Regions from separate parts of the Homo sapiens genome. Here all the other regions are linked to region 1. A link is a loop called in an ENCODE intact Hi-C map of the cell type or tissue named here. Cell type or tissue: dorsolateral prefrontal cortex. All regions are shown on one strand. Each heading gives the region's core, and the rest is flanking DNA. Links, peaks and the distances in the headings are about the cores only. Region 1 overlaps GAS7 (growth arrest specific 7). Region 2 overlaps MYH13 (myosin heavy chain 13). Region 3 overlaps MYHAS (myosin heavy chain gene cluster antisense RNA). Region 4 overlaps GAS7 (growth arrest specific 7).

Region 1 (6,038 bases), core at 733-5,732:
TGGCCCCTGGGATACAGGGCGGTTCCCTTTGCCTGTGCTCCAGGCAGCCCAGCAAGCTGAGAATGTCTTTATGAGCGCAATGCGGGACAGTTGCCCTTGTGAGTTTCCAGCAGGTCTCCAACAGTTCCCACCATCAGTTCCTCGAGGTTTGGACCCTGTCTAGCTCACCTTTGTATTCTCAGCACCTGCCATGGAGTAGATGTTCGATAAATAGGACTGACCTGAGACCTTCTAATTGAATGGCATTCATTCGACTGTTCTTTACTGAAGCCGCGTACCCCAGTCACTGTGCTGAGTGCTTGGAGACACAGACGCTGATGTGGTTTCTGTCCCCAGAAAGCTCTCAGTTCGGAAAATAAGGGAGAGAGACATAAGAACAAAGCCGTGCAAGAAGCTGTGGGATAAAATAAGTGTGTGAGGTCATTGATTATTATTGTTTTTTGTTTGTTTGTTTTGTTTTTTTTTTTTGAGACCAAGTCTCACTCTGTCACCCAGGCTGAAGTGCAGTGGCACAATCTCGGCTCACTGCAACCTCCCAGGTTCAAGTGATTTCCTGCCTCAGCCTCCTGAGTAGCTGGGATTACAGGCACCTGCCACCACTCCCAGCTAATTTGTGTGTGTGTGTGTGTGTGTGTGTGTGTGTGTGTGTGTGTGTGTATGTAGTAGAGATGGGGTTTCACCATGTTGGCCAGGCTGGTCTCGAACTCCTGACCTCAGGTGATCAACCTGCCTTGGCCTCCCAAAGTGCTGGGATTACAGGCATGAGCCACCGTGCCCAGCCCATTGATTATTAACTTGATTTAGCCATTCCACAATATATACATATTTCAAAACAGCATATTATAAACCATAAATAGTAAAAAATTCTAAAAATTTAAAAGCTGCAGAAGCTCAGAAAAAAAGTAGTTAACAGATGGGGAAATCAGAAGGCTCTAGTTGCTAACCACTTATCCTGTAGACGTGTGTGGGGGCCTCCTGAGCTAAGGTGACCTGCCTAAGCTGAGACCTGATAGGCAGCCACGTGTCAGGGGGTGTCTCTCACCTTCCTGCCAGGTCGCTACCCCAGACTCATCCTCACTTGCCTGGGGAAGTGGGGGTGCCCCTCCCATCCCTCCTCCCTGCACTGGCTTACAGCTGATGCCCTGGGTCCTGAGTGTGCGTCTCTACTCTCCCAACAGCTTCACAGCGAGGTGGAGAAGCCCCTGATGAACTTCCGTGAGAACTTCAAGAAAGACATGAAGAAGTGCGACCACCACATTGCCGACCTTCGCAAGCAGCTCGCCAGCCGCTATGCCTCGGTGGAGAAGGTGAGAGGCCCAGGACGCTGGGCCAGGGCAGGTGCATGGGGGACTGCCTGGAAGAAGGGGGACTGGGAAGCCAGCAGTGGCTCCATACGCCAAGGCTGAGTCTTTGTCCCCAGGTAGGGGAATAGGGGGATGTCCAAGCCTCGTGCCTACGCCAGAGCACCCCACCCATCCAAGGGCAGATAGGAGCTGCCTCCCTGTGGTGCTGGAATGACCACCCAGAGGGCCAGGGGTGCGAGGAGAGGCTGCAGCTGCAGTGGGCAGTCGAGTGGCTGTTGGCGACCAGTTAAACCCCGAGCCTAGCAGTGCTGCTGCTGGTTCACGTGGGGCCCCGTGTTTAAGCCTCACCTGGCTGAGTCGTCCTGACTCAGTCACCGCCTCCCTGCTCTCCTTCCTGCTCAGGGATGAGGCTGAGTCCTGGGTGGTCTCACCTCCAGGGAACTGATGTTCAGCCTTAGAGGGAAGAGAGTGTGCCCCAGGGACTGATTCCCAGTCCCCAGTGCCTTAGAGAGGAGAAGGGGGCTCAAACTGCTGGGACACCCTGGGCCCAGCCAACTGCCGCCACCCAAGGACCACAGAGATGCCAGTGGTGGCCTGGAGGAAAGGCAGTACAGTGAGGGGAACAAGAGGGCCGAGGCTTGTCCAGCTCCAGAACGGGAGGGCTGTTGCTACATCCTATTAAGTGCTGCAGGGAGGTGACACAGATGGCCTTTGTGGTCCCTTCCAAGCAGAGGGGCTGTGACTTTAGGACTGCCTAGGTCCCCAGTCTTTGTACAGGCTCCATCGGGAAAAAAACGTGGTTTGAGAGATTGAGGTAGGCTGAGTCCAGATGTCACTGGAAGAGGCAAGGACGAAAAGAGTTGGGTTGTAGCCTCTACCTAGCTGGGTGGTGCCACTCTGGCTGCTGGGCCTCTCTGGACCACTGTGGCATCATCCACACAAACAAGGGGCGAAAGGACTCCAAAGGGAAGCTGGGCTGCGTGGCCCAGGAGGCCCACTGGCTCCGAGCTGTATGAGCAGCTTCTCCGTGTCCTTGGACCCCAGGCCCGGAAAGCCCTCACAGAGCGGCAGAGAGACCTGGAGATGAAGACCCAGCAGCTGGAGATCAAGCTGAGCAACAAGACAGAGGAGGACATCAAGAAGGCGCGGAGAAAGTCCACACAGGCTGGTAAGTGCTGGGCACCCGCCTGGCCTGGTCAGTGCACACAGAAGGAGAGGGCACGGGGCTAGGAGATGAGGTGACTGGCGAGGGTGCATCTCTCCTTTGCAAGACTGCAGCGAGGAAATTACTTCCCTTGTTTGCCAGGAGGTACCCCCTCTTCCCTTCTCTCTGACCCACACCCAGAGATCTCAAAGAAAGAGACTTTGGGGGTCAGAGGAAGGACACAGGCCGGGCTAGTTCTGGGGCATGGTAGAGGCTGGACTCCTTACTCTCTCCCTGGTCGTGGCTTTTTTTGTTTTCCGCCCAAGCCCCAGATCTCTGACCAGGAGGTGGACAAACTCCTTCATGCACTGAGAGCTCAGGGCCCTGTCCCTGTTCAGAGCCCACAGAAGCACACAGCTCACCCAAGCTGCCCACTTCCCCAGGAAGCAATGCTCTCTCTGAAGGTTCACCTATGGGGATGGGCTCCTGCCCTGGGAACAGAGGCTGACACTTTGTTTAAAGAAATAACCAGATTTCAGTCTCTTGGGAATAGTCTCCCAATGAGTTGGTTTCTGCTTCCACCTAGTGGTCAAAGTTAGCTAATACACAAAGAGGAAGAGAAGGCCTGGTAGAACCAGTGAAAACCTCGGTAACTAGATCTAAGGGAAGCCACGTTTCACTGCACGAGAGGACACGCATGTTGCCTCTGGAATTAGAATGTGTGCCGTAGTATTAGAGTTTGGTCTGTAGGTCCCTTTCACCTCAATTTCTGGTGAACCTGTTACAATTCCTTCATTATAGAAGAAAGCAGCCACCTTACATTTCAAAATAAGGTAAGATAGAAATAAGTCAATAAAAAATAATGTAATAGAAGGATAACGTTTATTATACAAATCTTATAATGCACAATAATAAATTACAGGATCAAGAAGTAGAGGGCACAGTATATTTATTGGTAGAGAGAAGGGGGGGCACAGAAGGGGAAGAGATCTGTTTAAATTATTAAGTTATTAAAAAAATAACTTATAGGCCAGGTGCAGTGGCTAACACCTGTAATCCGGCAGTCTGAGAGGCTGAGGCAGGAGGATCAGTTGAGCCCAGGAGTTCGAGACCAGCCTGGGCAACATAGTACCTCATCTCTACAAAAAAATTTGAAAAAATTAGCTAGGCATGGTGGTGCATGCCTGTAGAATCAGCTACTCAGGAGGCTAAGGTGGAGGATGGCTTGAACCCAGGAGGTTAAGGCTGCGGTGAACTATGATCACACCATTGCATTCCAGCCTGGGTGACAGAGAGAGACTCTACCTCAAAAAACAATTATATTGCAAAAACAGTATTGGTACATGGCAAAATATTTTAATCAGCAGACAAGAATATAAAATGCTATTCACAGAAATAATCACCATCTCTTCCTAGTGTTTTGATTTTTAAATATTTAAATTTATATACATTTGATCATACAATCTATCTTCTGAACTTATTTAATATATCTTGGAAATACCTCTTTTTCATTTCTGTAAATCTTTTTGCCCATCCATTCATGCATATCAAACTTTTTAATGGCTGGCCAGTGTCCAGTTGTATGATTGTACCCAAATTTGTTTCATCATTCCCTTAACTGAGGTTTAGGACTCTTAGATTGTTTCAGAGTGCTTGCCAGCCAGTGAAGCTGTGTTATTGTACCTGCATCTTTGTGTGTGCCTAAGACCAGATCTGCATATAGAGAGAATATAGTTGCTGAGTCAAAGGGTATTATTCGTCTTGATGGATATTTCCAAATTGCTTTCCAGAGAGAGCACCTATCAACAGCATCTATGAATAATGCCTGTTCTCTAAATGCTTATCAACATTGTGTGTTATCAAGATTTGAAATTGGTAGTGAGTGGGGAAAAATGATATTTTGTTTTTAATTTGCTTTTCTCCATAACCCAGGTTGAGTATGTAAAATATACATATAAATCATTGTTGTACTTTCTGTGAACTGATTAACTCATATCCTTTCCCCACTGACCATAGATTCTTTATCTATCAGGGAGATGAATCGTTTTTCATTTTAATTGCAGATATTTTTCCTAGATTGTCATTTGTCTTTTAGTTTTGTTCTTTGTAATTTTTTTTTTTTGCTTGTTTGTCTATTTTTTCTTGCTGTTTTTCTGTACAGTGATATTTCCCATAAGAAGCCTAGATTTCGGAGCTGATTTAGATCTTTTTTTTTAATCACCTAGAGGGTTTTTTCTTACTTTTTTTTTTTGTTTCAGGTGTTTATTTTTGTTTTTGTTTTTAAAATAGTGAAGGCCGGCCGTGGTGGCTCACGCCTGTAATCCCAGCACTTTGGGAGGCCCAGGCGGGCAGATCACGAGGTCAGGAGTTCAAGACCAGCCTGGCCAACATAGTGAAACCTCGTCTCTACTAAAAATACAAAACTTAGCTGGGTGTGGTGGTGTGTGCCTGTAATCCAAGCTACTTGGGAGGCCAAAGCAGGAGAATCGCTTGAACCCAGAAGGCAGAGGTTGCAGTGAGCTGAGATCGCAGCACTGCACTCCAGCCTGGGCAAGAGAGTGAGACTCTGTCTCAAAAAACAAAACAAACAAACAAACAAAAAAAGACAGTGAAATATGTAACCCACCAGACATTTATTTTTCCTTACACTGGTGGTCTAACCATATTCCACAGGTTCTTATTTGTGGTGGTTTTATTTCTGCTATTTTCATTATGTTTTGCTATTTGGGTTTTCATTTGATCTTCGAACCAAGAATTGTTTCAAAGAAAATCTTTATATGTTTACAAGCAAGGGCTTTGTTGTTGTTTTCTAATCTTGCTATTTTTTTTTACATAGTTTTATTGCATTGTCATCAGATAATACGGTCTCTCATTCCTGTAGTTTGGAATTATTTTGTGACGAAAGTGACAGTCCTTAGACCTAACTCTGAAAAATACCGCCTCTTCTGAGCACTCGCTGTGGCCAGCCTCCATGCTTTAGAGCATTGTCTCTTTTGATCAGCACAGTCCCCCTGCAGGGAGGTATTTTTATACCCTTTACAAATGAGAAGACTGATGGCAGAGAAAATGAGAACCTTCCATGAGGTCCACAGTGGTGGAGCGGCGAAGCCACAATTCAGTCTCCTCTCATTCCAGAGACTCTGCTTGTCGCCATTTTGCTGGACAGCCTGTTGCTCAGGAAATGCCACCTGTTCTTTCCTTCTGTTCCTTTCCTCCCTCTTCCTCATCTTTTCCAAGGCTACTAGAAGGAAAGACATCAGATCCTCAGGGATCATCATCATCATCATCATCATCATCATCATCTTCATCACCACCATAGCCCATATTAATATTTGGCTCTCTACGCCCATCTCTATTCTAAGTGCTTTACATATTTTGACATATTTATTCCTCATAACAACTTGGTAAAGGTACAATCGTTATCTCCATTTTACAGATGAAGACACGGAGGCAAGCGCAGGATAACCGACTTGTCTACGATTACATAGCTAATAAGTAGTTGAGCTGGGATGACAACAAAGGCTTTTTTTTTTTTTTTTTTGAGATGGAGTCTTGCTCTGTCGCCCAGGCTGGAGTGCAGTGGTGCGATC
Region 2 (6,038 bases), core at 544-5,543, 400 kb before region 1:
TTTTTCAAAGCTGGGCTCCTGGGACTTTTGGAGGAGATGAGAGATGAGAAGCTGGTGACGCTGATGACAAGCACGCAGGCGGTGTGCAGGGGGTACCTGATGCGGGTGGAGTTCAAGAAGATGATGGAGAGGAGGTGACACAGACCCTCACCTCCACCTTATCCTGCCCTCTCTGCTTAGCAGCTGATTGTCACTTCCTGCTTTTAGTCTTGGGATTTCCATGTGCTTGCTCTCTTTCCTTCATTTGTTTAACCCACATCTACTGAGCGGCAATCCTGGGCTGGGTGCTCTGCATGGCGCTGGGGAGACAGAAATGAACCCTCCCTCACAGGGTCACAAAGGAGTGGGAAGCAGACGCATGTATGGCTGGTTTTAATGCCTGTGACAAGCTCAATGTTCGAGTTATAGTCGGGGGATAGGGAACTGGCAAGAATAAGCCCCCAGCCTGATTAGGGGGTTGGAGTTGGCATGAAGGTGTCAGCAAGAAGAAAGCACTTTCTTTTTTCCTTTTTTTTTTTTTTTAGACAGAGTCTTGCTCTGTCATCCAGGCTGGAGTGCAGTGGCACAATCTCGGCTCACTGCAATCTCCAGCTTCCAGGTTCAAGCGATTCTCCCGCCTCAGCCTCCCTAGTAGCTGGGATTACAGGCATGCACCACCACGCCCGGCTATTTTGTTTTTTGTTTGTTTGTTTTGTTTTGTTTTAGAGATGGGGTTTCACCATGTTGGCCAGGCTGGTCTTGAACTCCTGACCTCAGGTGATCCGCCCGCCTTGGCCTCCCACATTGCTGGGATTACAGGCGTAAGCCACTGCGCCCAGCTGACGAAAGCACTTTCTGAAGCAAGCTCTACACAACCTGAGAGTGGGTGGTCTGGGAGGAAGCCCGACAAGCAGGTGGCTGTCATTGGAATAGAGAGCAAGAGGCAGGTAGTGGAGGTCCCTATGTGTCACATTCAGAAACCCAGGCTGCACCCTGTCATTGATGGAGAGCTGTAGAAGGTGTGTGCAGAGACAAGGGGTAGGATTGCATCACTCTGGCAGCTAGGAGAGTGAACACAAAGGCTATGACGGGGCAAGGCCACAGTGTGGTAGAAGTCCAAGTAAGGGATGACAAGGACCTGAAGTAGGACATAGTTGATGGGTGAGAGAGGAGGGCATGGATTAAAGGAATGTTTAAGTCTTTTTCCTTTGATAATTCAAGAGAAGGAATAGCAGCATTGATGACTAGTCACCTGCAGGGATTGGAGGGAGAGGGGAGTGTGGGAGGGAGCCTGTTCTCCCTGGTTCCCTGATCCCCTGTGTGGCTCTAACTGTCAGAGCCATAATGAACCGCCACCATGTATGCGTCAGGAATCACTCCCAGGCATCGAGCTTGGTGAAGCACATGGAAGCCAGCACGGAGATGAAAAGAATCTCAAGAAGGGAAAGAGAAGCCAGTGTTCAGGAATCCATAAGCTATGTAAATATAAAGCTGTGGAGGGTGAAGGGGAGGAGATCATGTGGGTGACACTGGGATGAAAACAGCAGCAGAAATTAGGAATACAGGCTGGTTGTGGTGGCTCACGCTTGTAACCCTAGCACTTTGGGAGGCCAAGGCGGGCAGATCACCTGAGGTCAGGAGTTCAAGACCAGCCTGACCAACATGGTGAAACCCAGTCTTTACTAAAAATACAAAAATTAGCCAGGCGTGGTGGCGCATACCTGTAATCCCAGCTACTTGGGAGGCTGAGCCAGAAGAATTGCTTGAACCTAGGAGGCGGAGGTTGCAGTGAGCCGAGATTGCACCATTGCACTCTAGCTTGGGCAACAGAGCAAGACTCCATCTCAAAAAAAAAAAAAAAAACGAATAGAAAAGAAAGAAATTGGGAAGACAGATCAACTCTACCAGGGCAAGAGACTGGGAAATGACCAAGGACAAGTCCTGGGTTTCTCCAGCAGGAAGAGGAACCCCATATGGCAAAATGCAGTGAAACAGGGAAAATGTGGATGGAATTTAAGGCAGAGAAAGTTTCAAAAGTTAAGAGCTGATTAATACATCAAACATGGGAGAAAGACCCAATAGAATAGGAATGAAAGCTATTCCTTGCATTGAGCATTAGGAGGTCACGGACGCCCTCAGGCAGGGCACTCTCAGTAGGGTGGTGGGAAGGGCAGCCAGGTGACCAGGAGCCCGCAGGTAGCTCCACGCCCTCTCCTACCTTCCAACCTGTGCACGTACCTCTGTTTCCTCTGCCCCTCATTTGCAGACCTACTCTGGATCCAGAGGATCTGCCAAGCTTGGCTGCACCTCCTTCCCACCTAACCGAGAAAGACGGAGGATGGGGTCCGTCGGGGACAGGTTGGGGGTGCAGAGACCAGACCTTGCTGGATTTATTAATTTGAGTCCTAATGGGTGTACAGGGACTCCATCTTCTGCATCCAGTACAACATCCGCTCTTTTATGAACGTCAAGCACTGGCCCTGGATGAACCTGTTCTTCAAAATCAAGCCCCTGCTGAAGAGTGCAGAGGCCGAGAAGGAGATGGCCACCATGAAGGAAGACTTTGAGAGGACCAAGGAAGAACTGGCCCGATCTGAGGCTCGCCGGAAGGAGCTGGAGGAGAAAATGGTCTCCCTCCTGCAGGAGAAGAATGACCTCCAATTGCAGGTCCAGTCTGTAAGTACCTTCTACTTGAGAACGCAAAACACAGACTCTGGAGGACAGAAAAGGGGGAGGAACATTGAGGGCGCCATCAGGTGTCTATTCGAGAGACAGTGGTGCCACCCAGTGGTCATGTGGAGTATTGCAGCACCACCTTGCTCGTAAAAGGATGCCTGGTCCCGGGCTTAGCAAAGCAGTGAATGCCGGAAATTATGTCTGCAAAGAGAATTTGTGCTCTCCCTGATTTCTCCCCGTCATCGCAGAGTTAGATATATTTTGCTGTGGGCATGAGGGATATATATGTGTCATATGTATATGCACCACAGCTTTTAAAAATCAATAAAAATAAAAATAATCAAAATTAAATAACCCAATTCAAAGTAGCAAGAGTAATTTTCTATATATTATTTACAATAATATGTAAAAAGTGCTTTAGGCCGGGCGTGGTAGCTCATGCCTGTAAGCCCAACACTTTGGGAGGCTGAGGTGGGAGGATCGCTTGAGCCCAGGAGTTCAAGACCAGCCTGGGTATCATGGCAAAACCCCATCTCTGTAAAAAAATTTTTAAAAACTAGCAGGCGGCCGGGCGCGGTGGCTCACGCCTGTAATCCCAGCACTTTGGGAGGCCGAGGCGGGAGGATCACGAGGTCAGGAGATCGAGACCATCCCGGCTAAAACGGTGAAACCCCGTCTCTACTAAAAATACAAAAAATTAGCCGGGCGTAGTGGCGGGCGCCTGTAGTCCCAGCTACTTGGGAGGCTGAGGCAGGAGAATGGCGTGAACCTGGGAGGCGGAGCTTGCAGTGAGCTGAGATCGCGCCACTGCACTCCAGCCTGGGCGACAGAGCGAGACTCCGTCTCAAAAAAAAAAAAAAAAAAAAAAAAAAAAAAAAAAAAAACTAGTAGGCATGGTGGTGCATGTCTCTAGTCCAAGATACTCAGAAGGCTGAGGTGGGAGAATCACCTGAGCCCAGGTAGTCGAGGTTGCAGTGAGCTGAGAACATGCCACTGCACTCCAGCCTGGGCAACACAGTGAGACCCCGATCTCAAAAAAAAAAAGTGCTTTAAAGATACATAGTTTTATCAAAGAAATGGGGCAGTATAGGCTGGACGCGGTGGCTCACACCTGTAATCCCAGCACTGTGGGAGACCGAGGCGGGCAGATCACAAGGTCAGGAGATTAAGGCCATCTTGGCTAACATGGTGAAACTCCGTCTCTACTAAAAATACAAAAAAAAAAAAATTAGCCAGGTGTGGTGGCACACGCTGGTAGTGCCAGCTACTCAGGAGGCTGAGGCAGGAGAATCACTTGAACCCAGGAGGTGGAGGTTGCAGTGAGCCGAGATCGTGCCACTGCACTCCAGCCTGGCAACAGAGCAAGACTCCGTCTCAAAAAAAAAGAAAAAAGAAAGAAAGAAAGAAAAAGAAAAGAAATGGGGCAGTATAATTGTCTCTTTCACAGAGTGAAGGCATTTATAATTTTCCCTTTTTAATAAATCCCCAAATACTTTTACCTTTTGTTTTTATACAGAGCATTTTCCGCTCCCCTTTTCACTTTCCCAATCACTATAGTGAGTTAATAGGAGCACTTTCCCAGGTACAGCGGACAAGAGAACAGCTCTTGGAACAAGATAACTGGGTTTCTATCCCAGATGCTCCACCTGATAGCTGTGTGACCTTGGATGAGCTACATATCCTCTTTGTGCTTCTGTTATCTCGTCTGTAAAATGGGCATAGTCAGAGTACTCACCTCATCCAGCTATTGAAAAATCAGAGTGGTTAATGCCTGTAAAATGCCTGGCACACAGCTCATGTTTATAGATGTTCAGCAAACATTAGCATGCAGGCTTGCCAGTCTCCTCCCATGCATTACCCTGCAGTGTGTGTCTTAAAATACTCTTATATGGGCCGGGCGTGGTGGCTCACGCCTGTAATCCCAGCACTTTGGGAGGCCGAGGCGGGCGGATCATGAGATCAAGAGATCGAAACCATCCTGGCCAACATGGTGAAACCCCCTCTCTTCTAAAAATACAAAAATTAGCTGGGCATGGTGGTGGGCACCTGTAGTCCCAGCTACTCAGGAGGCTGAGGCAGGAGAATCACTTGAACCCAGGAGGCAGAGGTTGCAGTGAGCCGAGATCGCGCCACTGCACTCCAGCCTGGCAACAGAGTGAGACTCCGTCTCAATAAATAAACAAATATATAAATAAATATTCTTATATGGGAAGATATAGCCCGATTTAGAACAGAAGTAGCTGATCTTGGTCTGTCCAAGAGACTCACTGCAGCATCTTCTGGGACATATGTATTCAATCACGAATTCTTGGGTGTTTTTAATTTTCTGTTCTGTGGTTCGAGGAGACACAGCTAAGGAGACATAGGTAGAACTTTTCTGTTGAAAGGACCAGGCCTGGTGGCTCATGCCTATAATCCCAACACTTTTAGAAGCCAAGGCAGGAGGATCACTTGAGCTCAGAAGCTCGAGACCAGCCTGGGCAACATAGTGATACCTTATCTCTAGAAAATAAATAAATCCATATATTTAAAAATAAATTTAATGAAAGTTAAAAGATAGTAATGTTTTGAAACTATTTTGTCAGCTTGAGATAACATAGAGTAGATGAGTCATTTTCCAACTGGTGGTAGCAGGAAGAGTGAGATAACCAGCTGTTCAAATGTGGCAAATTTCTAGAGGCTTCATTCTTTAAAATGAACTTGTAATTTCACAAACTCCTCTGTTTGAAATTATTATAAGTGAGGCCAGGCATGGTGGCTCACACTTGTAGTCCCAGCACTTTGGGAGGCTGAGGCAGGAGGATCACTTGAGGCTCAAAGTTTGAGACAAGCTGGGAAACACATGGAGGCCCCATCTGTACACACACCAAAAAAGAAGCCAGTCATGGTGGCACATACCTTGTAGTTCCAGCTACTTGGGAGGCTGAGGTGGGAGGATCACTTGAGCACAGGAGTGTGAGGATGCAGTGGGCTACACTCACACCACTGCACTTTAGCTTGGGCAACAGAGCAAGCCCTTGTCTCTAAAGAAATAAATGAACAAATTATTATATGCAAATTTCTATAAGCAATGTTCTTGCTAGTTAAAAAAAAAAAAAAAAAAAAAAAACATGTATATGGACCAGGTGCAGTGACTCATGCCTGTAATCCCAGCACTTTGGGAGGCCGAGGCGGAAGGATCACCTGAGGTCAGGCGTTTGGAGACCAGCCTGGCCAACATGGTGAAATCCCATCTCTACAAAAAAATACAAAGATTAGCCAGGCATGGTAGCACATGCCTGTAATCCCAGCAACTCGGGAGGCTGAGGCAGGGAATCGCTAGAACCTGGGAGGCAGAGGTTGCAGTGAGCAAAGATCATGCCGCTACACTCCAGCCTGGGCCA
Region 3 (6,038 bases), core at 618-5,617, 690 kb before region 1:
CTCTGTGAGATCCCAGTGCTGGGCTGGGGCAGATATGAGGGCAGCCACCATGCCTAGGGACAGAGGTGTTGGGCTGGGTCAGTTCACTGTCACTGGCTGGAACCAACTCCCCGCAAGCCCCTTATTCTCCCTGTGAAGCCCCTTCTGCCAGCCCATACCCGCAGGTCCCCAGAGAGTCCTGAATTCCGGAACTGCCACTGCCTGGCCGCATGCTAAAGCTACCAGAAAGAGAGAGGTCTCTGGCCCCCGGCCAGCGTGTCACCCTGCCTTCTGGAACATTCCCCTGCCCTCTACATGGCTGGAGTAAATTCACTTCCTGGGGGAGTTAAAGGCCTGTAACTCCTTCATGGGCACTGTTTAAGCTCCTGTTTCTTCTCTCTCTCCTATTTTTAGAGGGACCTATTTTGTTGTCTCTATCTTAATGAGCTGGTATGTTTTGTAGCTTCTGGTGACATCTCTTTTAATGCTCCTACTTTCTCTCCATGGGTCCAGTCTCCCCCTGCAGAGTACAGTGAAAGAAAATAAAATGAAACAATCTGCTCACCGAACCCACAGAAATGGCAGGGTCTAAGCACTCAGTCACTCCAAACCTTGGCTTAGAGCCACCTGAGGAGCTTTCAAAATTCCCAATTCCCAGGTCCCACCCGAGACCAATTAAATCAGAATATCCGGAGGTGCAGCCCCAGGCATCAGTAGATTGCAATACCCTAAATCTCCAGATGAAAACAATACCCAGCCAAGGGTGGGAACCAGGGCACCAAAAACAGACCTGGGTTTTACAGAGCCAAGGCTGCCACCTAGAGGCAGGAGTGGGTACTGCAGCCCACTGGTAGGATCACAGACTGGGAGACCGGAATATCAAAGGCTTTGCTGGAGTGTAGGGCGCAATCATGACCCGCAGCAGCCTCAACCTCCCAGGCTCAAGCGATCCTCCTGCCTCAGCCTCTGGGACTACAGGCGCACGCCACCATGTTTTTGTTTGTATGTTTGTTTGTTTGTTTGTTCTGCTTTGTTGTTTTTTTTTTGAGACGGAGTCTCTGTCGCCCAGGCTGGAGTGCAGTGGTGCCATCTTGGCTCACTGCAAGCTCCGCCTCCCGGGTTCACGCCATTCTTCTGCCTCAGCCTCCCAAGTAGCTGGGACTACAGGCGCCCGCCACCATGCCCGGCTAATTTTTTTTATTATTATTTTTAGTAGAGATGGGGTTTCACTGTGTTAGCCAGGATGGTCTCGATCTCCTGACCTCGTGATCCGCCCGCCTTGGCCTCCCAAAGTGCTGGGATTACAGGCGTGAGCCACCGCGCTCGGCCGCACACCACCATGCTTTTTAAAATTTTTTTGTGGAGACAGAGTCTCACTACGTTGCCCAGGCTGGTCTTGAACTCCTGGGCCCAAACGTTCCTCCAGCCTCAAGCCTCCCAAAGTGCTGGGATTACAGGCGTGAGCCACAGCACCCTGCCATAGCTTTAATATTTTAAACCCCAATCTTCTCCCCACCACTGACTCTCCTGTATAAACATCCCAGTAACTTCCAGCTTAAGTTCTTTCAAAGTTATCCCACTTTTTCCAGCAGAAGGCAGCCCCTCCTGGCTAGCAAGATGCTTTGTCACACAGCTGAACTCCCGTTTTGAGAACTCCACCTCCTGACCCTGGGTCTGGGCGCTGGAGACACACACGGAATAAATCTGCTCTCTTGGATCTTCCAGGGTCATTAGACAGCCACCATACTCCTATGAACCCCTGTTCTCTCAAGGTGAAGGAGCTCCAGTTCCTGTATCCTGCCTCCTCCTTCCTAGGCTGGCAAGATCCCTTCATCAGGGATGACACCCAGAATTTAGTCTACAATTTAAAAAAGAATTATAGAGATAATATATGCTCATTATAAAAATACATTTGTAAAACATAAAATAGAAAGTGCCCCTCCCTGTCCATTCTCCTCAATTCCACTGTCTGAAGGATGGACTGGGGTAAGGTGAGGAGGTGCCATTGTTAACAGGTTGGTGGCACCCAAAACTGAATGTCATACCTATCTATCTATCTATCTATCTATCTATCTATCTATCATCTATCTATCTGCCTACCTATCCATCTATCTGAGACAGGGTCTCACTCTCACCCAGGCTGGAGTGCAGTGGTGCAGTGGCGCCATCTCAGCTCACTGCAGCCTAGACCTCCCTGGCTCAAGTGTTCCTCCTGCTTCAGCCTCCCCAGTAGCTGGGACCACAGGCACTCGCCACCACGTCTGGATAATTAAAAAAAAATTTTTGTATAGACAGGGTATCACTATGTTGCCCAGGCTGGTCTCAAACTCCTGGGCTCCAGAAATCCTGCCCCGTCACCTTCCCAAAGTGCTGGAATTACAGGTGTGAGCCATCGCACCCAGCTGAATGTCATAGTCTTGCAGCAAGAATAACAGCGCCTCTCTGAGCCTCAGTTTCCTCCTCGGTAACGTGAATAATTATAGTACCTGCCTTAAAAGATTTCTGCTACGAAGCAAATTCAAGGCCCTGCATGATGCCTGTCACATGTTATAACTATAACTGAATTGTCTCAGACAATGGGTGGAACCAGATGGAGTCTTGAAGTACATTGACTTTTCCTGCTTATTACACTCACATCACAGCAGAACTGGGTTCATGTGAGTTAGTAAAATTAGTCCTAAAGCCCCAGTGCTGAGGAGAGCTGAGGAGAGTGGTGAGGAAAAGGAGCTCCCACACCAGTCCTTTTAAACCCAGGTGCAGTTGATGGAAATGACCACCAGAAGGCAGGGTTGGGTCACTTATGAGGGGAATCACTTTATGGTCTGTCAAATGCAGGCCCACCAGGGTAGCTGCGGTGGAGGCTGCCTCAATTCTAACCACCTTGGGCTGAGCCTGGGGGTGTCCTGTCTGCTAATCTGCCCAGGTCTGAGCTCAGCAGAATCCCTTAGTGTCAGGTTATCCAAAAGTGGATGTGCCCAGACTCTTCTCTGATTCCCGTCTGCAACTGAGGGTCACTGCAACATATTCAGACTCCAGTTCTGACGTCCCACCACAGGTCCTGCACCTGCATCGTGCCCCTTCCACTCACTCACCTGCACCTGTGGCAGAGCAATCGTAAATTACAGCATTTCCCGCCAAGCCTGGCCTGAGAATCTCTCTCAGCCTCTCATGACGGACCGTGGCTACCGACCGCTCAGTGACATCAGCGGCACCGTCATTCAGCAGATATTTCTGGTACCTCTATGTGCCAAGCACTGTTCTACTTGCCATCCCTTCCCCAGCCCAAGTCAGGCCCAACCAAGGATCAGTTTCTCTGACACGGACTGAAATTTCTTGGTCTCTCCAAATTCAGAATGAACCTGGGCTACTCTCTGCAAGGGTGCCCCCACACTTACGGGCTTACCCTGACAACAGGCATAAGATGAGAAGCCCCCCAACCTGAAATTCCCATACTATACTGTAGTTGGACCCTGCCATGCTCCCTTAGCCAAATTCAGAACAGTAACCACTCCCTCCCTGCCAAGTTGACTCATCTAACCTCAAATAACCCTCATAAGAGTCTGACCCAGAGCTGTGACAATACCCTAAATCAGACTCTTCTTCCTTCACCCTATTCCTACCAAGAAGTAAAGAAATACTCACAGAGGCTCCTCTTTCCACGACGGGTTAGATGTCAAACATCCTCTCCCTTCGAACATCCAAATGCTCTTGGAGTTGACAGACACATGCTGTGCCTGCGGGTTTGCATTTAAGAATGTTTTGAGAACGTTTGCTCCTGAAGGAAAAGAAGGGAAAATATTCTTGTAGGATTATGCAATTTTAGAGAAAGGGAAGCTGAGCAGGTCCTTGACATGAGCGCTACAGACTATTTTAAGAAAGGGGAGAGGAAGGATACAAGGAATCAAAAGGTTTAACACTGCTTAGATCAGAGAGATCACAAAATATTTGTGGGGGATTTATCACAAAGATGGAATTTAGCTGACTGAATGATATAAGATGCTGAAGATAGCAATGCAAGAAGAAAAGATTTCAGCCTGTTTCATCACTCCAGGAGAAAGGCAGAAACACACCAGAGAGGCTCGCAGTGGAGTGACCTTATGAGGCTGGGTCAAGCGAAGGCGTGAGGGCTGAGACCTGATCTCATTTATGTACCTATGACCAACTTTGCAGACATGGGGGGACTGGAAAGGAAATAATGGTTAACATGAGAGTTCAGGATCAGAAGACAAAGTGTTCAGCAGTCACCTGGTGGCCCAGCCACAGAGCCCAAAGGGAGCCACAGGCACATTAATGGGCCATGGAATCTATAAGAGGCAAACAGGGGCCCTATCTAAATATTTCTCAAGGTTGCCATGGGCTTGGCACAATGCCAATCATAATAATCCTAAATCGTAAAGAAAAAGTAACATGCTACTAACTGCACTCTGTTTAAGAGGATAGGAAACACAAAAGACCCCGCATTGTATGAGTCCATGTGAAATGCTCAGAATAGGCAAATCCACAGAGAAAGAAATAGATGAGTGGTTTCCAGAAGGTGAGAGAAGGGGAGAATGGGGAGTGAGTGCTTAATGAGTATGGAGTTTCTTTTGGGGGTGTTGAAATGCCCTAAAATTAGCTTGTGGTGATGATTGCACATCTCAGTGAATATACTGTCGTAAAACCACTGAACTTTTAATAGGTGAGTGTTAATGGCATGTGAAACATGTCTCCTCAAGCTGTAAAATAAAGAGGGGGGGGGGGGTATGTAATGCAGCTTCTAAATATCCCATTAGAAATTACTTCAAACCTCAACAACATAAAGGGATTAGATTCATTTACCTGGAGAATTCCCAGTGTGGGAAATTTCATTCTCAGGTAATGCTAGAAAAATGAGGTGTTTCTATATAATCGTCAGAGTTGAATTCAGTAAAGTAAAAAGATTACAGAAAGAAAATATAAAACATACCCCCAATTCCGTGGAAATGCAGATTCTTACAGATGGGACTCAGAAGATCACGTGGCCATTCAGATCTAATCTCTCATTTAATGGAAGAAAGAGCAGTCTAAAACAGCACAAAATATCTGAAAATAAAAATAGTCTCTTTGGTATCCCAGTTCATCCATGCCCCTCCCTAAAGTAAGCACTGTTTACAGTTTCTTGTGTGCCCTTCCATGAATGTTCTATTCACATACAGGTACCTACACACACACACACACACACACACACACACACACACACACACACACACTTCCCCTACAGTCCAGTCAGACTGAAGGTATAGGAGAAGAAATATATAAATTAATTTCAAAGAAGAGCTTCCTGAATATATGAGCAAGTCCTCAGAGTTACTCTAACTTTGTTTTTTTTTTTTTTTTTTTTTTGAGACAGAGTCTCGCTCTGTCGCCCAGACTAGAGTGCAGTGGCACGATCTCGGCTCACTGCAAGCTCCGCCCCCCAGGTTCACGCCATTCTCCTGCCTCAGCCTCCCGGGTAGCTGGGATTACAGGCGCCCGCCACCACGCCCAGCTAATTTTTTAATTTTTAGTAGAGACGGGGTTTCACCGTGTTAGCCAGGATGGTCTCGATCTCCTGACCTCATGATCCGCCTGCCTCGGCCTCCCAATACTCCAACATTTTTACATGGTGGAAGCACTTCCTTTTATTTAAACACACTCAGAAATGGGCAGGGAGTGGTGGAGCCTCACATGTTTAAGCCTGCAATCAGAGGTTGGCAACCTATTTGCACATGAGTGACTCTGAGTGACACACCACTGCTCCAGTCAATGGCCTAAAAAGATGTGCCATGCACACAGCTCCGTTTGAACCTGCAGCGGCACCTTCCACACTTTCCTCCAGACAAATACCAGCTCCTAGGTAACAAAATACATCTCTGTTTCTCCTATCCTAGGTTTATGTGGAAGCCCTCAAGTTATACTATGCGGGCGGTGGAAGACAGAGATGGTACTTGGAGGATTGCGGCCGACACGCACCGATGGAAGCTTCCATTTTCATGGGGGAAAATGCAGCCCTGGCAAGGTGCACAGGGAAGGTGGCCAAATCTGCGTACAGTGGCTAAGCA
Region 4 (6,038 bases), core at 394-5,393, 110 kb before region 1:
ATATGAAAGCCCTTGGAGACCATCTGGTCCAACTTCCGTGTTTTAGAGATGAAGCAATTGAGGCCTCCCAGCAGAGATGGAAGAGGTTGCTCAAGATCTGCCAGCGAGACTGCTGCAGCTTTACCAGCTCCGATTCCCATCCTGTGTTCTTCGCACGGTGGCACAGAGCAGTGGTAGGTCTCACATCTCCATAGCAAGGCCCTTGGCTGTCACCATTTGCCTACTTTATATGTGCCAGCGGCAGCAGCTCCAGAAATGTTAGTTGAATCGGGTTGGTGAGAATTGCACCCCTTACTGAGTCTTGGAAACGGTTCCAGCCCTTATTAGACTTCATTTCCCTCCAGAGCTCAGGGTTCAGACCTCATCAGGAACCATCTCTCGGAGTCAGAAGTCTTTGATTAGAATCACTTGGAGCACAGGCCGTAGGCACTGCAGTCAGTGGAATGAGTCTCCGTGTTGGGGAAATGAGCTGCTTCCATTTTCCTTCAGTGCCTGCAGGCCACTCCAGCCAGCAACTGGTGGCCACAAAGCCAGGCCAGCTGGATCGCAGGTGCAGGCGGGCCGTCAGAGGCACCTACTCTTATACCATAATGAGCTTCAGTCTGCCTTCTTTACAACAGCACTAATTCCCCGAGGAAGCCAGCTTTTGCCCCCCGGTGCATCTGCGGGCAGCAGCTGTGTCGCTTGTGCTTGAAGATCCTTTCTGGTGAGCGGGCTGCTTTGCATGAGATACTGAGCCTGTTACTGATCCAGCTAGCAACTTTGGACTCCCTCCCTTGCTTCTGAACTTAAATCCATTTTGAATGCAATAGGACGCTTGGTAAATTTGGTTCTGGGGTTTTCCTCAGAAGTCTAGAAAGTGCCCAAAACAATGACATAAGGCATTTGGGGGCTTTGCAGCTTAATACTAAAGGAAGGCTAGGGAGGATAGTCTCTCTGTCTCTCTCTCTCTCTGGGCCATACCAAGTTTGGCAAAACTCTCTTGTTCCCAGGCTTTTTCTGCTGCAAAGGGAAGTTGACCAGCAATCCTTTAGAGGGGCCCTCACCCTTCCAGGAACTCCCTAGGGAGTCTGTTAGGTCAACAATCTACAAAATGTCCTTCAAAAGTGTTTTCTAGGTCAGGACAAGTGATATCGTTATAGATATCAACTAGCATAGAAAACCTAGGATGCATGTCAAGATCATTAATCTTTAGGACGAAGAGAAAAGTACTAGCTCAACTCCTTCCTTTGACAAATAGGGACGTTTCAGCATTAATTGGCCGTAACAGGGACCTGTGGCAAAGGGGAAGAGAATCCCCAACTGTTCAGCCTCCCCATACAGACCTGAGGTCATGTGCACTATCGCATACCGTGATTTGGGCATGCATTTCATTTCCAATTTTTGGTATATCACTTCGCTTTGTTGGTGTCTCAGACAAGCCTTTCTTTCCCACCGATTCTAAGTCAGATTTGGTTGAGTAAATGAAAGGGTATCTAGACCAAAAGAGTTTGAGACCTCTTTCTCTTTAGAGCCCAAAAGTGTTTGGAGGGAAGCTTGCAGCGAGCAAAGCAATATTTCATCAAGATTTGTGTCTTGTCAGGCCTCTGTCGTCTCTTTTGTTTATGTGGCTGCTGTTTTTGGAAGCTGAGCTGGACATTTAACTGCCTTGATATTTTCCTTGTGGTTTTAGGCTGTGTTACAAAAGCCGTCCCATGCATGGGTTATAGGACCTCAAGGCTAGCAATCCCCCCATTTCACAGATGAGGAAACAGAGGCCCAGAGAGGCTAAGATAATTGCACACATCACAGCTTGCTGTCTGGGAACACAGCACCTCTTTATGCCTAGGCCTTTGTGCTGTCTCCTAATGCTTTTGTCATCCTGAGTTGGGGCTAGGATATCAGAATGGCCCACACTATTTTTATTCTGCTAGGGAAGGGGGAGGAGGAAAGAAGCAACATTCCTCAACAGTTCATCAGGAAATGGAGAGTTTGAATAAAATGTCTCTGTTAATCAAAAGCCAGCGAGCACAGTCATTCAGGTTTTCTGGCTTGGAATCCAGAAGCTGGAACCGGCTATTGGGAGGAGTCTACCTTGTCATTTAATAATTACATTTTTAATTGTGCTGAAACATCAGGACCAGAGAGACCTTGAAATGGAACAAAATGTAGGGTTTTTTTTTTTTTTTTTTTCTGAGGTTCCCCAACCCCTCCAGGCTTCAAGGCGGGGAAGCAGTCCCTGCTTCCCTTGTTATTTCTGGAGCTGTTCTCTGTATTTCAGGGGTGCTTGTGGGATGACACTCCAGGTCCTCCACCCCAGATCCTGTGGTTCTAAAACACAGTCATAAGGCCTTTAGGCACCTGCTCCAAACCCGTCTATCAGAGGCCAAAAGAGTGACTCTGATATTTGGTGGCACAATTATGCTGGTTCGTCAATGCCGAGATTCTTCCAAAACATGCTGAAGAGTGGGCGTCTCTCAGATCCCCATCATGCCGTATGGCGCCGCTGGGGAGATGCCACCAACGAAAAGGACGGGCCATCTCAGATGCAAGAAACATGCTCACATTCAGAGTTTTCCTCATTTCTTGCATTGTCTCCTCTGGAACCCTATTAACTGGCCCTTCTGTCTTACATTCGTACAGCAGGTGCAACGACCATAAAAATCTCATTCTCCAGAGTCAGAGGAGGAAGGGTCATGCAGGAATAGGGGTTCTGCAAGGCCCACGTGGAAGGCATTTCTTTCCTACCCTCTGCCGACAGCTTGATTCTCAGATGCTGCAAGGCTGTGACATGACTTCTGACCCAGGAGGGGCCGTCCAACTCATCCTTGCAGTTTGCAGGATCATTTGCAAATCTTTTCATCAATCCTTGTCCCCCCGGAGACTCCATATTTCCAGCTTGGCAAGTTTCCCTGTGAGGGTTGATGGGTGAACTTCCTGTATCCTTGCTGCAGGGACTGCGTTGTAATTATGTTCATCAAAATTCCTGGTTAACCAGATCACTCCATTTCTTTACAGGGTCAGAAAATACAGAGTCTATTGTTCTGTGTCCTCTCCCTGCCCAGTCTTGACAAACATACCCAATGAATTGACTGGCCCTCAGGGATGTGCTGGGGGTTTGCAGGGTGGCTGTGACCCTTGCCAAGCCTACCAGGAGCTGGATAGGTCTGGAGTGTCCCAAGTGGTTCAGCCTTCAGGCCCATGGCTGGGAGAAAACTCCCATGGCCCTAATGTCTACCTCTTATGATGGGTGCCAGTGACAGCCACAGTGTGAGGCTTCCTCTTGCCACTTCGTGGACAGAGGACAGTGATGGTGTTGGGGAGGAAGTAGCTAATGCAGATGAAGAAGAGTATGCCGGACACTCCATGGCGACTGGAGTTGCAACCTGGTTGGGGAGCCCAAGCGAGTCACTTTTGGATTCGTCCAAGGAGGCTGGTGGGGGTGGGCGTCTGATGTGAGCAAGTGGGATATTCAAGCCAGCGAGGTGCTGATGATTGCTGCCACATACATTGTCACCCCATTCATCTATCTACACCAAGTAGTGAGGCCTGAGGACACTTGGATAGTGCCAGGTTTGGAAGAGGCCGGAGGACATTTGCATCTACTAAAGCCTCATTTGAGAAGTTTCTTTTAGGGACTCAAGGAGGCAGCCCTGCTCACTAGGTGATTTCTAATAAGAAGGGTTTGAGGTGACACACAGAGGACTCTGGTAATACCTCCGACAAATTTTGCAAATAGAAAACTGGGAGAAAGGAAGGCGACCCTCCTGGCTCTTGTGGCTTCTTGCTGGTGAGAACTGCAGGTGTGCCTCATGCACCTGACCCCCTTTTCACACGGGTCCAACCACAGTTCCACAGGACATGGTCATGCTCAGGCCCAGGCCCGAAATTAGCCGCATGCTCTTCTCTGTATTTTGGCCCTGAGAACCCTTTGAAGGCTTACAAAGCCAAACAGGTGTTTCAGATGAGGTCTTTGGAAAGCCCTGGGTTCCTACTGATTTTTCCTTCATCCACAAAGTACTTTGGTCCCAACCTATCCACCTGAATGGATTCCAGGGCTCAGGATTCCCCCTGGAAGCTGACTGCCCCCTCGGGGCCAATACAACCCGGTAGAGGTAAGACTCAAAAGACTCACAGCACCAGGGATTTGGGTCTCCAAGGCCCCTTCCCTCTGTTGTGTTCCTTCAGGTTGAGAACCTGTCAGTTTCTAGGAAAAGACAAGAGTGGACATGAGAAGCAAGGACAGAGGATGGATGCCAACTGGTCAGGTACCTGATACCTGATATTTGGCAGGAGGGACAACAGGACACGGATGCTTCACTATGGGGACGGGAGGAAGGTCAGCGTTTTGTTTCCATCTCCCTCGGTGTTCTCATGATCTCAGTGTTCCTCCTGCCTCTTGATCTCTTCTAGTATATATAATTATAATTATTATTATTATTGTTTTTTTTTTGAGACGGAGTCTCGCTCTGTCACCCAGGCTGGAGTGCAGTGGCATGATCTCAGCTCACTGCAATCTCCGCCTTCTAGGTTCAAGCAATTCTCCTGTCTCAGCCTCCCTAGTAGCTGGGACTAAAGGTGTGCACCACCACGTCTGGCTAATTTTTAAATTTTTTGTGGTGATGGAGTTGCTGTGTTGCGCAGGTTGGTCTTAAACTCCTGGGCTCAAGTGATCCCCCTACCTTGGACTCCCAAAATATTAGGATTATAGGCATGAGGCACCGCACCCAGCCCTTTTCTAGTACTGTCTATATTTGAGACTCAGGTTATAATTTCATTTTTTTACAGTATATATTGAGAATAGCAACATGTATACATGATTGTATAACTAGAAATGCATAATTACGTATGCATTTCTGTAAGCTGCTTTCAGCGTTCAGCCTGGATCCTTTTGTGCCGTGATTTCGTCATTCTTCACCTTTATTTGTCTTGCTCTTTCAGGCAGTTGAAGTACATCTCTTAAGTACTTCTGCTAAGGAGGACATGAGTACTTGTCTCTAGAAGAATATGTTTCTGTTGCCTTCCCTTGTGAAAGACAGCTTGGCTACCTTGAAGTACAATGAAGGTCGTGGTATTTTCCCCATCATGCACCGGAGATGTCTTTTGAGATGTGGCTACAGAGAAGTTTGAGACCAGCCTTCTTTTTATTCTTGCACTGGTCTTCCCACGTAAATGATTACAGGACTTTTATCCTTATCTTTGCTGTGTAAATATGTTGTTAGGGTATGTCTGCTGGTTGGTTTTTTGAAATCCACTTTGCCTTGAACAGCGTAGGACGTCCCGTGTGGCCCAGCTCTGGAACTTTCCTCCCCATCAACCTTTGTTTATTCTTTCTTTTCTGTTAGAGCTTTTCTGCTGGTCTCCTCTTCAGGAACACCCAGTATCCATGTCTTGGTTTGCTGTTCTGTCCTCACGTTTGCATTTTTCCCATTTCCTTTGCATTCTGGGGAAAAAACAATTCTCGTTTGTTCTGTACATAACGAATTCACTTTGTTTTGCAGTATTGATTCCATGTTTTATTGCAACCAATGTGCATTTTCCTTCTGTTACAACCTTTCAAACTTCCCTATAATTTTTATCATTTCCTGTTCCTTTTTTATATCATTTTGGTTTTTTTTTTTCAAACCAACTTGCCTTGTTTTGTTCTCTTCTTATGAGTTTTTGTTCTTGTATCATAATGTCATATCTTCCTGCCCTTTGTTGAGGTTGCTAGATACTTTTCTGAGATGTTTCTTCTGGATACTATGTGAGATCCTGATGAGAAGTTTGTGTTTCTCTTGAGGCTTCTAGGCTTCTGGATGTTCTTCCTCTATCTATTTTCTGCAATAAAATAAACAATACATATTATCTTGCCTCCCCCTTCCCCATTTGTGCAGCTCTTACAAAATACCTGAGACCAGATAATGTATGAGGAACAGGAATGTATTTATTTATTTGAGACAGTATCTCACTCTGTCGGCTGGAGTGCAGTGGCACAATCATAGCTTACTGCAGTCTCTAACTCCTGGGCCCAAGCAGTCCTCCCCCCTCAGCCTCTCAAGTACCTGGAGCTACAGATG

The links. Hi-C counts contacts between places; a loop is a spot of excess contacts. Peaks named below come from ENCODE experiments on the same cell type or tissue, not always from the same donor. Only the 100,000 strongest peaks of a DNase experiment are listed, where the experiment ranks them.
Region 2: it touches region 1 in a loop (2.5-fold over the local background); 12 of 110 quality-filtered maps call a loop at or near these places.
Region 3: a loop joins it to region 1, with 6 times the contacts of the local background. A loop is called at or near these places in 82 of 110 quality-filtered maps.
Region 4: a loop joins it to region 1, with 2.7 times the contacts of the local background. A loop is called at or near these places in 3 of 110 quality-filtered maps.

What each region holds. Positions count from the first base shown.
Region 1 is chr17:9,921,910-9,927,947 of GRCh38, reverse strand. It overlaps GAS7 (growth arrest specific 7), which reads left to right. Exons shown (of 14, transcript NM_201433.2): 10 at 1,179-1,307; 11 at 2,349-2,472. Among named protein-coding and RNA genes, the nearest start is that of RCVRN, 20 kb to the right of the region's middle. RefSeq lists an enhancer at 1,965-2,891. In dorsolateral prefrontal cortex, for the core only: CTCF peaks have their summits at 2,835 and 3,035 (motif pointing left); no DNase peak of the experiment used is centred there; H3K27ac peaks cover 2,811 bases.
Region 2 is chr17:10,324,483-10,330,520 of GRCh38, reverse strand. MYH13 (myosin heavy chain 13) reads left to right here. Exons shown (of 41, transcript NM_003802.3): 21 at 1-134; 22 at 2,400-2,655. All of the region lies in intron 4 of LOC107985004 (a long non-coding RNA gene), which reads right to left. Among named protein-coding and RNA genes, the nearest start is that of MYH13, 46 kb to the left of the region's middle. RefSeq lists a silencer at 1,611-1,829. In dorsolateral prefrontal cortex, for the core only: CTCF peaks have their summits at 2,576 and 2,778 (motif pointing left); a DNase peak (open chromatin) is centred at 2,760.
Region 3 is chr17:10,611,461-10,617,498 of GRCh38, reverse strand. MYHAS (myosin heavy chain gene cluster antisense RNA) reads right to left here. Exons shown (of 11, transcript NR_125367.1): 9 at 4,925-5,040; 10 at 3,622-3,754. Among named protein-coding and RNA genes, the nearest start is that of MYH3, 43 kb to the left of the region's middle. RefSeq lists an enhancer at 1-21. In dorsolateral prefrontal cortex, for the core only: CTCF peaks have their summits at 798 (motif pointing left), 2,546 and 2,746 (motif pointing right); DNase peaks (open chromatin) are centred at 798 and 2,769.
Region 4 is chr17:10,028,246-10,034,283 of GRCh38, reverse strand. The region is part of intron 1 of GAS7 (growth arrest specific 7); the gene reads left to right. Among named protein-coding and RNA genes, the nearest start is that of RCVRN, 130 kb to the right of the region's middle. RefSeq lists enhancers at 49-548, 549-1,050. In dorsolateral prefrontal cortex, for the core only: no CTCF peak of the experiment used is centred there; DNase peaks (open chromatin) are centred at 639 and 2,472; H3K4me3 peaks cover 2,676 bases; H3K27ac peaks cover 4,261 bases.